Regions from separate parts of the Homo sapiens genome. Here region 1 is linked to region 2. Evidence: read pairs that join two places in POLR2A ChIA-PET (ENCODE). Cell type or tissue: IMR-90. All regions are shown on one strand.

What was found. ChIA-PET counts read pairs that join two places held together with the same protein. Peaks named below come from ENCODE experiments on the same cell type or tissue, not always from the same donor. Only the 100,000 strongest peaks of a DNase experiment are listed, where the experiment ranks them.
Region 1: POLR2A ChIA-PET joins it to region 2 with 5 read pairs; 3 of 35 experiments call an interaction of 5 or more read pairs at or near these places.

Annotation. Positions count from the first base shown.
Region 1 is chr9:129,573,906-129,576,405 of GRCh38, reverse strand. It overlaps LOC105376292 (a long non-coding RNA gene), which reads right to left and starts at 999. Exons shown (of 5, transcript NR_188669.1): 1 at 808-999. In IMR-90, no CTCF peak of the experiment used is centred here; a DNase peak (open chromatin) is centred at 1,275; H3K4me3 peaks cover 364 bases; H3K27ac peaks cover 1,530 bases.
Region 2 is chr9:129,741,976-129,744,475 of GRCh38, reverse strand. All of the region lies in intron 2 of PTGES (prostaglandin E synthase), which reads left to right. Among named protein-coding and RNA genes, the nearest start is that of PTGES, 9.8 kb to the left of the region's middle. RefSeq lists an enhancer at 1,279-1,779. In IMR-90, no CTCF peak of the experiment used is centred here; no DNase peak of the experiment used is centred here.

The DNA.
Region 1 (2,500 bases), 170 kb after region 2:
GGAGTGTGTGTGAGGAGTGCGTGTGTGAGGAGTGTGTGTGTGGAGTGCGTGTGTGTGAGGAGTGTGAGGAGTGCATGTGTGAGGAGTGCGTGTGTGAGGAGTGCATGTGTGTGAGTGTGTGTGTGAGGAGTGTGTGTGAGGAGTGTGTGTGTGAGGAGTGCGTGTGTGAGGAGTGCGTGTGTGTGAGGAGTGTGTGTGTGAGGAGTGTGTGAGGAGTGTGTGCGTGTGTGTGAGTGCATGTGAGGTGTGTGCGAGGAGTGCGTGTGTAAGGAGTGTGTGAGGGTGTGAGGAGTGAGTGTGAGAGTGACTGAGTTTGCAAGTGTGTGTGTGTGAGTTTGCAAGTGTGTTTGTGAGTTTGCAAGTGTGTGTGTGTGCGTGTGTGTGTGTGTGTACACGTGTGCAGCTGGCAGAAGAGCCTTCAGTGGAGGGCCGGGAGGAAAGGAGCTGGAGAAAGGCTGCTCCCCCGCAATGCTGAAGCCAGCAGCTCAGAGGCAGGGACTCAGAGGCAGGGACTCAGAGGCAGGGACGTGGAGCTGCCTCCAACAAGGTGAAGGAAGGAGGCGGGTGGCTGGAGGGAGAAGCCACCAAACGCAGGGGAGGAGACTGGGAGAATTCTGGACCTGAGGGTCTGAAGACCAGCTTGGCCCTCTGGCAGCCCCATCGCCAAGGACTTGAGCCCTGCTGCCCAAAGACTCGGGTTTGAATACGGGCTCTGCCTCTTACTAGCTGTGGGACTCTGGGTGAATCCTTTGCCTCTCAGAGCCTGGGTTTCTTGGCTTGTAAAATGGAGATGATAAGAGAACATACCTGTGGATTCGTTTCCTGGGGCTATCGGAGCAAGGTGCCATGGACAGGGTGCCCTAAACAACAGACACTTATTTGCTCACAGTTCTGGTGGCCAGAGCTTGAGATCAAAGTGTCAGCAGAGCTGGTTTCTCCTGCAGCCTCTCTCCTTGGCTTGCAGATGTCACATTCTCCCTGCGTCTTCACATGGCATATGTCTGTGTCCTAATTTCCTCTTCTTATAAGGACATCAGCTATGTCGGACTGGGGTGCACCCTGATGACCTCATTTTAACTTAATCACCTCTTTTAAACCCTTACTTAGTCTGGGATGCTAAAACAAAACATCACAGACTGGGCGGCTTAAAAACAACAAATTTATTGCTCACAGTTCTGGAGGCTGGGAAGTCCGAGATCAAGGTGCCAGCAGATTGGTGCCTGATGAGGACTGTTTTGCTTCCTGGTTCATAGATGGTGCCTTCTTGCTGTGTCCTTACGTGGTGGACTGAGTAAGCAAGCTCCCTGGAGCCTCTTTTTATTTATTTTTTTGAGACGGAGTCTTACTCTGTCACCAGGCTGGAGTGCAGTGGCGCAATCTTTGCTCACCGCAACCTCCGACTCCCTGGCTCAAGCAATTCTCCTGCCTCAGCCTCCCGAATAGCTGGGATTACAGGCATGCGCCACCACGCCCAACTCATTTTTGTATTTTTAGTAGAGACAGAGTTTCACCAAGTTGGCCAGGATAGTCTCGATCTCCTGACCTCATGATGTGCCCGCCTCAGGCTCCCAAAGTGCTGGGATTACAGGCGTGAGCCACCGCACCTGGCCCCTGGAGCCTCTTTAATAAGGGCATTGATATGGTTGGGATATTTGTCCCACCAAAATCTCATGTTGAAATGTAATCCCTGGCCAGGCACGGTGGCTCACGCCTGTAATCCCAGCAGTTTGGGAGGCCGAGGTGGGTAGATCGCGTGAAGTCAGGAGTTCAAGACAAGCCTGGCCAACATGGTAAAACCACCTCTCTACTAAAAATACAAAAAATTAGCCAGGCATAGTGGCAGACGCCAGTAATCCCAGCTACTTGGGGGGCTGAGGCAGGAGAATCGCTTGAACCCAGGAGGTGGAGGTTTCAGTGAGCTGAGATCACGCCACTGCACTCCAGCCTGGGCAACAAGAGTGAAACTCCATCTCAAAAAAAAAAAAAAATGTAATCCCCAAAGTTGGAGATGGGGCCTGGTGGGAGGTGTTTGCTTGGCAGTGGATACCTCATGGCTTGGTGTTGTCTTCCTGACAGTGGTGGGTTCTCATGGGAGCTGGTTGTTTAAAAGTGTGTGGTACCTCCCCCTCAACTCTCTCTTCCTCCCGCTCTGGCCACGTGAGACACCTGTTCCCCCTTCACCTTCTGTCATGATTGGAAGCTTCCTGAGGCCTCCCCAGAAGCTGAGCAGATGCCAGCACCATGCTTCCTGTACAGCCTGCAGACCCATGAGCCAATCAAACTTTTCTTTATAAATTAGCTGGTCTCAGGTGTTTCTTGACAGAAATTCGAAGACGGACTGATACAGGCATTAATCTTATTCGTAAGGGCAGAGCTCTCACCTCCCAAAAGCCACCACCTCATAATATCATCACACTGGAAATTAGGTTTCAACCTGAATTTTGGTGGGATGCAAACATTCAGACCATAGTACCCTGTCCCCAAATACAGACACATTCTG
Region 2 (2,500 bases):
AGCCTCCTGAGTAGCTGGGACCACAGACACGTGCCACCATGCCTGGCTAATTTTTAAATTTTTATTGTTGTAGAGACGGGATCTTGCTATGTTGCTCAGGCTGATTCCAGCACCCAAGTGATCCTCCCACTTCAGCCTGAGATCACAGGTGTGTGCCACCACACCCAGCCCCATAACGTGCTTTTGATTCATTTGGCCGGAGCATCTGAGGGCAGTCAGAAAGTCTGGCAAAGCCAAGAGGGTGAAGTGAGCTTTAGCGATGGTGTCCAGGACAGGGCTGGTGATGGCGATGGAGGAGATGGCGGCTTGCTTAAAATCTCCCTACTCAGTCAAGCACAGTGGCTCACATCTGTAATCCCTGCACTTTGGGAGGCTGAGGCGGGTAGATCACCTGAGCTTAGGAGTTTGAGACGAGCCTGGCCAACATGGCAAAACCCTGTCTCTACTAAAAATACAAAAATTAACCAGGCGTGGTGGGGCTCGCCTGTAGTCTCAGCTACTCAGGAGGCTGAAGCACGAAAATCACTTGAACCCAGGAGGTGGAGGTTGCAGTGAGCCGAGATCACGCCACTGCACTCCAGCCTGGGGCACAGAGCGAGACTCTGTCTCAAAAAAAAGATCTTCCTACTCAGTGTCCAGGAGTGTTGTAAGCACTTTCCAGGAATTCACTCACTTGGCACTCTGAGGAGGGGCCTGGCACTCTCGGCTCTGCTCCTGAGGCTGTCCCTCTATGGGAAGGCGATTTCACTGTCTTGTATACCTGCCTTTGAAACGAAGCAGGCACTGCATTGCGTCAACCCTGATACAAAGTCAAGGAAATTGGCCCCACCGTGGATGCCAGCAGGGCTGGGGGAGAGAAGAGGAGACCCTGTGGAGCGGCCAGCAGCTGTCCCTGTCCTGGCCATCTGGGGATCACTGTCCTCACCGCTGTCACCTATGCAGGAAAATGCAGCTGGTGTGGAAAAGTCTGTGGAGGGTGAAGGCAGGCCTGATGCTGCAGGAGGCAATACAAGTCCAGTCTAGTAGGAATTTGCTTTGGGTGGCTTTTACCTTAAAAAAATGGTTATTATTTGAATGATGCATTTCACCCGAGCACGTCTGTGGTACGTGCCTGCCTCCATGTCTCTCGGTTTGGAGCCTGGAGGTGGGAGGAGGGAGGTGAGCTTTCTTCCATCATTCCTTGGTGTCTCCATTGCTCCCTGTCCCTGGCCACTGCGGCCTCGGAGGGGCCCCTCTGCGGTTTGAGACAGACCAGACGAGTGAGGGAGGGCTGGGCCAGCCCCAGGGGCTGACAGTCAGAGCTCCTGACCACCTCTCCTCCCACGCTGGTGACCGCTGAATTGCTGCCCAATGGCTGGAAATAGAAGGTGGGGCTCAGTCCCCGCTTTTTCTGCAAGGCCTGCTCCTCCCCAGCCTGCAGACATGCCAGGCAGAGCAGGATCCACGTCTGCCATGAACTTCCCGTCTTGTTCCTCCTTCCCACCCTGTGTTCCCCAACTTCTTTCCTTCACCCACTCTTCAGGGTTTGGCTATGTTTGTGAACTATCTGTACTATGATTCTCTTAACAGCTTTCCAAACATTGACTTACTCTTTTTTTTTTTTTGAGACGGAGTCTCACTCTGTTGCCCAGGCTGGAGTGCAGTGGCGCGATGTTGGCTCACTGCAACCTCTGTCTCCCGGGTTCAAGAGATTCCCCTGCCTCAGCCTCCCGAGTAGCTGGGACTACAGGCGCCTGCCACCACGCCTGACTGATTTTTGTATTTTTAGTAGAGATGGGGTTTCACCATATCAGCCAGGATGGTCTCGATCTCCTGACCTCGTGATCCGCCCGCCTCAGCCTCCCAAAGGACTTACTCTTAAAATATCAACACATACTTTAAGGAATAGCTGAGTGAACGAGTTGCATATGCTGGTTGTGCTTTTCCTGAAACTTTCAAATAAACATTACAAAACTCCTCATCCAGGTGGCACTCCCTTGTGAATCACTTGTGACAGGCAGACCTCATTTTGGGACATAATCAAAAATGGGTTTTCCAAGGGTGTCCCTCTAATCAGCCTGTAGGGGGATGTGGGTACCCACAGCTCAATTGCCAGAGGACGGAGTGATTTTTGTTTTGTTTTATGTTTTTTTTTTTTTTTTTTTTTTGAGACAGAGTCTCACTCACTCTGTCGCCCAGGCTGGAGTGAAGTGACACGATCTTGGCTCACTGCAACCTCCACCTCCCAGGTTTAAGTGATTCCCTGCCTCAGCCTCCTGAGTAGCTGGGAACTACAAGCACACACCACCATGTACAGCTAATTTTTTTTTTTTGTACTTTTAGTAGAGATGGGATTTTGCCATGTTGGCCAGGTAGGTCTCAAACTCCTGTCCTCAAGTGATCCACCAGCCTCAGCCTCCCAAAATGCTGGGATTACAGGCATGAGCCACTGCACCCGGCCAAGGATGGAGTGATTTTGGAGGAACACCTATTGCCTTTCCTCATCAGTCCTGGTAAGGGA